Regions from separate parts of the Mus musculus genome. Here region 1 is linked to region 2. A link is a loop called in an ENCODE intact Hi-C map of the cell type or tissue named here. Cell type or tissue: gastrocnemius. All regions are shown on one strand.

Region 1 (5,000 bases), 100 kb after region 2:
CCAGTCCATCCATCCAACTCCGTGGTCTGACAAATTGTCCAAACTTCATGAAACTTCTTCTTGGCAGACAAGTTCTGGCTGGCCTCGGGGCTTCATCTTCTCTCTTGCCCAGTTTAAGATTCCTGAAGGAATTCCAGTCTTTGAGATCCATCGTTTGAATAGTCTGATAGGCAAAAGGAGAGGCTCAAGAATCTTTAGATAACTTTGTTGCTGGAAGGCCCGGGTGTGAGCGCCTGGGATGGGGTTGCTCTTGCTGGGCCTTCGAATTCCTTTAACCCTTCATACCTACTGCCCCCAGCTTGAGATGACAGTAACCTGCTTTTTGTTGTGCATAAGAGCAACTGAGCGTCGTAAGAGGTAGGGCGCAAGACCTGGGGGCAGAAGGAACTTACACTCGCACTTTGCAGAGAATAAGTCCCATTGCTGTTAACCATTACCCCAATGCTTCCTTGCAGCGTCTTCAAGAAGGCGTGACTCGGGAGGGGGCAGGTGGGAGGGTCAGCTGGTTATAATGAACCTTGTCCCTACTCTTAAGTCCTGGGTCAGTGATCCAACTATGGAGGCAGCTGCAGGTAGGAAGTAAGGCGATATCCTTGAAAGGGGACTTTGGGGTGGCGGCAGAGGGGGCAGATTTGGAATCTCTGGGTCTAGAACACACTTGCTATCGGGGCTTGGAGCCCTATAGGAATAGGAATGAGGTGGGCTTATAGATCTATCTTCCTGGCCCACACCTTCTGCTGATAGGCTCAGATTTATGTTCCACAGTACTGGGGGAGGAAAATACAGGGGAGTCAGCACCCGTGTGTGTGTGTGTGTGTGTGTGTGTGTGTGTGTGTGTGTGTGTGTGTGTGTGTGTGTGAAGACAGAGAAGCAGAATGGAAAGGGGTTGGGTTTCTCCTAAACCTTTTTGGTTTTTTATCACGAGAGTCCCGTCTCTGGGTGGGGTGGGGAGTGTGTCTCTCCTCTCACTCTCCTTTGTCCCGCAGATCTTCGGGACACGGCCTTGTTAACTCTGTAAGTAGTCTGAGGGCTGGAGAAGAACAACTGAAGGGGGTGGGGGGGACGACTCTCAGCTGGCAGCAGCACCTAAAGTAGAATCTGGGACCCAAGTCCAGCTCCCAGCACCTCTTATTTGCCTCTCCTGCCTCCTTATAGGAAGTTTAAGTTTAATCCAAGGCTGGGCATTGACAATCCTGTCCTCTCCCTCGCTGAAGACCAGGACCAATCTGGTAACCCCCTCACCCTTGGCAACTGTTTCCTTTCCCTAGAGACACTAGGGTGCCACACAGCCTCCTATCTCCTTGGTAACTGCTAACTGCCTCCCTCTGATATCAGTAACTAAGCAGAAGTAGAGGGGGAAGACATCCCTTTGCTTTAGCCTCCCAGCCCACGCAGAGTTCATTCAGCTATAAAGCCCGCCCTCTCACTGGCTGGAAGCTGACCAGCGCTCTCACAGGAAAGCAGGGTCTGCCAGTCTTTTGATGCCCCTGTACCAGGGCTGTGCCCCCTCCTTCTTTTTTTTTTTTCTGCTACCTGTCTCCTCCTCCAGATCCCTGGAACCTGCACCGGCCTCGCTTTTGTCTGTTGAGCAAGGAGGAGGAAAAGACTTTTGGGTTCCATTTGCAGCAGCATCTAGGCAAGGCTGACCATGTGGTGTGCAGGGTCGATCCGGGCACCTCAGCCCAGCGCCAGGGTCTCCGGGAAGGAGATCGGATCCTAGCGGTGAACAATAATATTGTGGCACATGAGGACCACGCGGTGGTGAGGCTGGGCTGGGACTCCTCGTGGTACAAAAGAACATTCCATAGCACTTCATGGGCCAAGCCTCACTCTCCTCAGACCCCATGATTTGGAGGTACCTAGGGAGAAAGATTGAGTGAAGGCAACTACAGACGTGGGTTTCACAGTGAAAACGCACGTTCTAGGGGATCCTGGGATTTCAGAGGGCCAACCTTTTTCTCCTGTGTCCCCTTTTATAGGTAGTGCGCTACATCCGGGCCAGCGGTCCCCGGGTATTGCTGACAGTCTTGGCACAACACGTGCATGATGTGGCGCGTGTTCTGCAGGGGAGTGACGCTTTCCTCTGTCCTACCCTACCCTCGGGGGTCAGGCCCCGGTTGTGCCATGTAGTAAAAGATGAAGGCGGCTTTGGCTTCAGCGTCACCCACGGTGAGCTTAGGGCCTGCTATGGGTGGGCAGGGTTGGGGAGCTTAGCTTCGGTTCTAGGTAGGCAGCAGGCTGGGACTTACTTTTTCTGCCTTTAGGAAGTCGAGGTCCTTTCTGGTTGGTGCTCAGTGCAGGAGGAGCTGCTGAGAGGGCAGGGGTGCCCCCTGGAGCCAGGCTGCTGGAAGTGAATGGGGCCAGTGTGGAGAAGCTCACATACAACCAGCTCAATAGGAAGGTAGGGCTTCCTGCGGTGACTCCCTACATGAACTCTCCCTCCTTACCCTCTTCTTTTCCCTCTAGTTTGCATGAGGCTTGCCCTCATTCCGGGTCCCCGGGAGGAGCTAGATGCCTGCCTTTCTGTCCCACACAGATGTCCCATGCTTACATTCTTGCTCTGCCCTCACAGCTTTGGCAGAGTGGAGATCAGGTGACTCTGCTGGTGGCAGGGCTGGAGGTAGAGGAACAGTGTCACCAACTAGGAATGCCTCTTGCTGCACCCCTGGCAGAGGGCTGGGCATTGCCCGCCAAGCCCCGATGTCTAAACATAGAGAAAGGACCTGAAGGCTTTGGGTTCCTGCTCCGGGAGGAGAAGGGCCTGGATGGCCGACTTGGTGAGTGGCAGCTCTGGGGGTTGGTAGGAAGCTGGACGATAGGCTGGCCATACACATTCAATTGTGCTTCTCAGCATCCATGAGCGATGCCCCACAGCCCCCAGCGGCAGCTTTCCATGCACTGTAGAGTTAGTTCCTGGGAGAGCATGGGCGTGAGTCAGGGGAGAGCAGTGAAGATGTCTCTGTCCCAGGGCAGTTCTTGTGGGACGTGGATCCAGGACTACCAGCTGACAAGGCTGGGATGAAGGCTGGAGACCGCCTGGTGGCTGTGGCCGGGGAAAGCGTGGATGGGCTGGGCCATGAGGAAACAGTGTCTAGAATCCGGGCACAGGGCTCTTGTGTCTCTCTCATTGTCGTCGATCCTGAGGCTGACCGCTTCTTCAGCATGGTATGTGACTGGGTTGGGGAGAGGGCAGAAATGGAGCAGGGCTCAGGTGCCACAGGTTTTTCTCCCCCCACCGTACCTCCCCAGGTACGCCTGTCTCCCCTCCTCTTCTTGGAGAACACTGAGATTGCTGCTCCTCCTCTGGCAGAGACCAAGGATCTTCCGGTTGAAGACACAGTTGAGCCTTCTGGCCTTGCTGGCTCCTGCCAATGCTTCTTGTACCCGGGGCCTGGAGGTGGCTATGGATTCAGACTCTGCTGTGTGGCCAGTGGGCCTTGTCTTTTCATCTCCCAGGTGACTGATGCACCATGTGCCTTGGAATCTACCCATCATTCACCACCTACCTTTCTCTGCCCCCCAGTCTGCCCAGCCGTAGAACACCTAACCAATACTTTTGTGTATCCCCTTACACTGCCAGGTGACCCCAGGAGGCTCAGCTGCCCGGGCAGGGCTGCAAGTGGGAGATACAGTTTTGGAGGTGAACGGATATCCTGTGGGCGGAGACAGTGAACTGGACAGGCTTCAGCAACTGACTGAGGCTGAGCCACCCCTCTGCCTGAAGCTAGGAGCTAGGAATCCGCAGGGCTTAGAAGCCTGGATTTCCTTGGAGTCTGGAGAGGTGAAGTCAAAGAGACAAATGGAATTATGAGAAGGGCAGAGAGGAGGGCTAACGGGTCGAGCTGTGTGAGATGTGCAGGAGGGAACCGTTGGTCATAGGAGGTGGGGACAGAAGGATTGGAGGACAAAGTCCTATTCCTGAGCAGAGCATGTTGGGGCAGGAAAGTGAACTCTTCTGGTTTGAGACTGACTCCCCTTGTTCTCTCCGTATGTAGGACTGGACTCTGGCTTCAGAGTTGCTATAGGACATCCCTGTTCAGCCTAGCTTACCAGCATAGACTTGCCTAGTAGTTCTCCTGCCCTCGCTCTGCACCCTGAGGTGGAGGGAGCTGGGAACAATCTCTTGAAGTTGGAATTGGGAGCTGGAGGATTCAGAAACCACCAATCACAGGACTGCCAGGGACCTTCTCCTTTCTCATGAGCCTACCTCCAGCAGAGGGGTGTGGACAGAGACCGAAGGCGGGCTCCACAGGGAGCCTGAGACGCCACAGGATGCTATATGTGGACATTTTGGGGAGCTGTGCGCCAAAGATGCAGTTCTGCTCAAGAAGATGACGCTGTGGAGCCACCGAGGATTGAAGCCATGGAGAACATAGGTTAGATGTGGCTCTGTTGTCATCTGGCAGAAGGATTGATTGGAGGTGTATCTTCCTTCTACTGTGGATACCTTAGAGTCTTGGGAGCTGGTTCTTGGCTATTGTAATGTCCTGGTACAGCCTTTCCCAGCTGGCTGGTGAGATAGCTTAAAAGGTAAAGGTGCTGGCTTCTAAGCCTGGCAACCGGAGTTGACTCACCAGAACCACACGGTAGAAGAAGAGAACCAGCTCCTGGAATTTGCCCTCTGACCTCTTTGTGAGCACTTTAGTATACATACGCTACTGTCCAAATAAATAAGTAAATGTATGTATATGTATACAGACACACACACAGGATTTGTGTTTTATTGGTCAGGAAAAAAAACCAAGATTGGTTTGGTTTTTCAAGACAGGGTTTCTCTGTACAGCCCTGGCTATCCTGGAACTCACTGTAGACCAGGCTGGCCTTGAACTCAGAAATCCGCCCGCCTCTGCCTCCCAATTGTGTGAATTAAAGGTATGCACCGCCGTGCCCATTTAAGCCAAGATAGTTTAAAGGGACCAAAAGTACTCCAGGCTTAAGGGAATGGGATCTAGTTTCTGCAGGAAAGGGTTTAGAACATTGTCTACTTCTTACCACTCAGT
Region 2 (5,000 bases):
CAATAAGTGCCATTAAGGAAGCCCCGAGTCCCTAGAAATGTCTTCCTAGTGATAGGGACAGAGGAGAGCCTTGGGTCTTGAAGCAGAAGTTGCAAAAGGCTGGTTGGCATGTTTTTCAAGCCAGGATGTAATTGCCCTGTGGAAACATGCTGTAATGGCAGATGCCTGTTTAGTCTCTCTTCTGTAGCCACTTCATGCAAATGAAGTGTTTAATGTCTTATTGGCAGACAAAGAGTGAGAGTGAAGTCCACTTTGATGTAGAGACAGCCATCAAGGTCCTCCGGCAGGCTGGCTACTACTCCCATGCCCTCTATCTGGCTGAGAATCATGCACATCATGAGTGGTACTTGAAGATCCAGCTAGAGGACATTAAGGTGGGTGAGGTTCTTGCTTTGGGCAGAATGCCACTTTGAAGACACACTTAAAAATAAAAATACATCCTGGTGGGTGAGACCGACCGGGGCACTTCTTCACCTGTCACCTCTCCACAGAACTATCAGGAAGCCCTTCGGTATATCGGGAAGCTGCCTTTCGAGCAAGCGGAGAGTAACATGAAACGCTATGGCAAGACCCTCATGCACCACATACCGGAGCAGACAACCCAGTTGCTGAAAGGCCTCTGCACTGACTATCGACCCAGTCTGGAAGGCCGAGGCGATCGGGAGGCTCTGAGCTGCCGGGTGAGACCTGGGAAGCAGTTTGAGTAGCAGGGGTCACCTTAGAGGCCTGTGAGCGCTGAGCCACCTTCCTTAGCCACCATGCTTGCTTCTCCCCTCTGTCCCAGGCCAGTTCTGAGGAGTTCATCCCCATCTTTGCCAACAACCCACGAGAGCTGAAAGCCTTCCTAGAACACATGAGTGAGGTGCAGCCGGACTCACCGCAGGGCATCTATGACACGCTCCTGGAGCTGCGGCTGCAGAACTGGGCCCATGAGAAAGATCCCCAGGTACCCTGACTGGAGCCATGGGAGGTGCTGGAAAGCAGCGAGCTGGGCGGTCCCTGCTCTAGCACGTGGGAGGCCTTGGTGAATAGAGAAAAGCTAGCTCCTTTTGTGCCTGCTCTCCAGCCCTGCGGCTGACTTTTGTTGCTTTATCTAGAGCAGTGGTTCTCAACCTTCCTAATGCTGCGACCTTTGATACAGTTCCTCACGATGTGGTGACCCAGTCATGAAACGATTTCCTTCGTACTTTATAACTGTAATTTTTGCTACTGTTATGAATTATAATGTCAGTATTTTGGAGGTAAAGGTTTTGCTCAGGGGTTAAGACCCACAGGTTGAGAAGCGCTGATGTTGAGAGTAGTCCCTTTCCTCTGGGGCCAGATAGGTTTTACTGATGGGAAATTGGATTGCGAGGGACATTTGATTTGCCTTGTCTAAAAGACCTTGTGCCATCTGATGACTAAGGGCCCAACCACTTTCTCCTGTAGGCCAAGGAGAAACTTCATGCAGAGGCCATCTCCCTGCTGAAGAGTGGCCGATTCTGTGACGTGTTTGACAAGGCATTGGTTCTGTGCCAGATGCACGACTTCCAGGATGGGGTCCTTTACCTCTATGAGCAGGGGAAGCTGTGAGTTTGGGGGACCCTCAGGGGAAAGGAAGATTCGGGTGATCTTTGCAGGACAACCCATGAGGTGGACAACTCGTGAGGTGTGCCCTGTTCCTGGCCCCAGGTTCCAGCAGATCATGCATTACCACATGCAGCACGAGCAGTACCGGCAGGTGATTGCCGTGTGTGAGCGCCATGGAGAGCAGGAGCCCTCCCTGTGGGAACAGGCCCTCAGCTACTTCGCCCGCAAGGAGGAGGACTGCAAGGAGTATGTGGCGGCTGTGCTCAGGCACATTGAGAACAAGAGCCTCATGCCGCCTCTTCTAGGTACGTGTGAGGACAGGCTGCCCTTGAGGACAGGCTGCCGCAGCTAGGGGCTCTGCATGGCGGTGGCGGCGGCGGCGGCTGCTGCTACTGCTGCTACTGCTTCTGCTGCTTCATTCTTCCCTCTTGGTCCCCAATTTCAGTGGTGCAGACCCTGGCCCACAACTCCACAGCTACCCTGTCTATCATCCGAGATTACCTGGTCCAAAAACTGCAGAAACAGAGCCAGCAGATTGCACAGGATGAGCTCCGGGTGCGGCGATACAGAGAGGAGACCACTCGCATCCGCCAGGAAATCCAGGAGCTCAAGGCGAGGTAGCCATGCTGGGGTGTGGGAGTGGGGTGGGGCTGGCTTTGGCTGTTACGGTGTGCTGCTGTGCTGCTGTATTGAGGTAGCCATGCTGGGGTGTGTGCAGTGGGGCGGGGCTGGCTTTGGCTGTCAACAGTGTGCTGCTCTATGCTGCTGTTGCTCTCTCAGAGGATTATGAAGTGTGTTGGAGCTCCTACTTTGTTTCTTCCTGTTTTTTCTCCCTTTCTCCCCTTTTCCCTTCATCAAAGATTAACCTCAGGCGTTGGTTTTTAACCTGTGGGTCGTGACCCCTTTGGGGTCACATATAAGATATTCTGTGTATTAGATATTTATATTATGATTCATAACAGAAGCAAAATTACAGTTACAAAGTAGCAACAAAAGTATTTTTGTGGTTGGGGTCACCACAACCTGACCTGGATTAAAGAGTCGTGGCATTGGGAAGGTTGAGGGGCACTGGGGCCTTCCGCACATGGGAGGCTCCTACCCTTCCACTGAAACTATACACCTCCAGCCCTCTGAAGATGTTTTAGTGGATTCTAAAAAAAAATGATTAGTTATATATCCTCCTGGTTTGGTTTGGTTTTTTTGTTTGAGACAGGGTCTGTCTATATAGCCATAGCTGTCCTAGAACTCCCTGTGTAGACTGAACTGGCCTAGAAGACAGAGATACACACCTGCTTTGCCTCCTGAGTACTGGGATTCAAGGCGTGTGCCACCATGGCCAGCCATAAATCCAGTGTTCTTACCCACTGAGCCATCTCACCAGCCCCCTGTTTTGGTTTTCTGTGTGCAAGTGTGGCTGCCTGTATGCCACAGGGCCATGTGGAAGTCAGAGGACTGCTTTAATAATTCTTGACTAGTCTTTCTTATTTCTGCTATGCTGCATATCTGACCCGCCAGTTTCCACCTCTAGGAGTGCGGGATCACAAGTATGCACTATCACTTCCCACTTCCCACATGGGGTTCAGGGCTCAAACTCAGATGCCAGGCTAGGACAGCAAGTGCTGTCACCTCTGCTGAGGTGCCCAGCCTCCTCTTGCAGGCATGTGTCACCTCTGCTGAGGTGCCCAGCCTCCTCTTGCAGGCATGTGTGCCAGGCTGGTGAGGAACAGCTGATTCCACTGCCTCAGCCTTCTCAGTAGCTGTGGTTACAGGCCTGGGTTTTCATTTTACTTTATGTGCGTTGGCGTTTTGTTTTTCCTGCATGTGTGGCTGAGTGAGTGAGGATATTGGATTTTAGAGTTACAGACAGGTGCCATGTGGGTGCCAGAAATTGAACCCGGGTTCTTGAGAAGAATAGCCGATGCTCTTATCCTCTGAACCATCTTTCCAGCCCATGTCTTGTGTTATTTTTGAGACATAATCTTACTCTGCAGCCTGGGCTGACCTTGAGCTCAACTCAAAGTGATCTTTCTGCTTCTTCCTCCTAAGTGCTAGGATTGCAAAGACAAGCCATCATGCCTGGATAGAATTGTCAATAGTAGAGATTATTCCCAAGTGCTAAGTCTTGGGGAGTTTGTTCTGTTTGTTTGAGACAGTCTCATGTAGCTGAAGCTAACCCTGGACTCCTTAATCCTCCTGAAGTGCTGGGATCACAGGCATTCATTACCATGCCCAGCTATAAGGTATTCTGTCTGTTCTCCCCATTACATTGTAAATTATCTATCTATCTATCTATCTATCTATCTATCTATCTATCTATCTATCTATCTATCTATCTACCTACCTACCTACCTACCTACCTACCTACCTACCTACCTACCTACCTACCTATTTATTGGTTTTTTCAAGACAGGGTTTCTCTGTGTAGCCCTGGCTGTCCTGGAACTCACTTTGTAGACCAGGTTGGCCTTGAACTCAGAAATCCGCCTGCCTCTGCCTCCCAAGTGCTGGGATTAAAGGCGTGCACCACCACTCCCTGGCCATATAATATTTATCATGAAATGGTTTCTCATTCCACTTAGCCTTTACTATAATGTCCAGTGCCTTTCATGAATAACACAGACAGGTAGCCCTGCCTTCTTCGACATGATGTTCTTGAGACATACATTAAACATTTTAAAAAGGCAGACTTGGGGCTATAGAGATGGCTTGACAGTTAATAGTGCTTGCTGTGCTTGCAGAGGACCTGGGTTCAGTTCCCAGCACCCACACCAGGTGCCTCACAACTGCCTGTAACTCCATCTCCAGGAATTTTGGCGTCGTCTTCTGACCTCCGCAAGTATCCACACTCTATCATGCACACACACACACACATTCAGGCACATACATAACATTTAAAAGAAATATAGAAAGCAAACAGGTCGATGGTTACAGTGTTTGAGATACTTGTAAATTCTGAGAAGAAAATAAACGGAGAAAGAGAAGGGGACTAGAGAGATGGCTCAGTGATTAAGAGCGTGTCCTATTGTTGTGGAGCCAGCTAGTTCAGTTCCCAGCATTCCTGTCAGGTGCTCAACCACGTCTAACTCCACTGCAGCTCATGCACACAGAACTGAAAAAAGAAATCTTAAACATAAAAGTGGCGGCCGGGCGTGGTGGCGCACGCCTTTAATCCCAGCACTCGGGAGACAGAGGCAGGCAGATTTCTGAGTTCAAGGCCAACCTGGTCTACAAAGTGAGTTCCAGGACAACCAGGGCTACACAGAGAAACCCTGTCTCGAAAAACCATGAATGAATGAATGAATGAATGAATGAATATGGCAGGAAGGGGCTAGAAGATAAGGTTTAGTGGTTAGATGCTTGTTGTTCTTGCAGAGGTCCTGAGTTCAATTCCCAGCAAACACATGGTGGCTCACAACTATCTTTAATGGGAT

Evidence for each region. A loop is a pair of places that touch in the nucleus more often than their neighbours do. Peaks named below come from ENCODE experiments on the same cell type or tissue, not always from the same donor. Only the 100,000 strongest peaks of a DNase experiment are listed, where the experiment ranks them.
Region 1: it touches region 2 in a loop (2.6-fold over the local background); 7 of 42 quality-filtered maps call a loop at or near these places.

What each region holds. Positions count from the first base shown.
Region 1 is chr9:44,247,012-44,252,011 of GRCm38, reverse strand. It overlaps Ccdc153 (coiled-coil domain containing 153), which reads right to left. Exons shown (of 7, transcript NM_001081369.2): 7 at 4,706-5,000. It overlaps Pdzd3 (PDZ domain containing 3), which reads left to right and starts at 548. Exons shown (of 11, transcript NM_133226.2): 1 at 548-572; 2 at 987-1,014; 3 at 1,156-1,229; 4 at 1,550-1,761; 5 at 1,980-2,169; 6 at 2,265-2,401; 7 at 2,573-2,777; 8 at 2,969-3,165; 9 at 3,250-3,456; 10 at 3,581-3,781; 11 at 3,996-4,700. The coding sequence starts at 557. The coding sequence ends at 4,025. In gastrocnemius, a CTCF peak has its summit at 2,329 (motif pointing left); DNase peaks (open chromatin) are centred at 1,392 and 2,326; H3K4me3 peaks cover 941 bases; H3K27ac peaks cover 1,358 bases.
Region 2 is chr9:44,349,783-44,354,782 of GRCm38, reverse strand. Vps11 (VPS11, CORVET/HOPS core subunit) reads left to right here. Exons shown (of 16, transcript NM_027889.2): 9 at 228-374; 10 at 492-680; 11 at 785-946; 12 at 1,429-1,568; 13 at 1,672-1,874; 14 at 2,015-2,186. Among named protein-coding and RNA genes, the nearest start is that of Vps11, 9.4 kb to the left of the region's middle. In gastrocnemius, no CTCF peak of the experiment used is centred here; no DNase peak of the experiment used is centred here.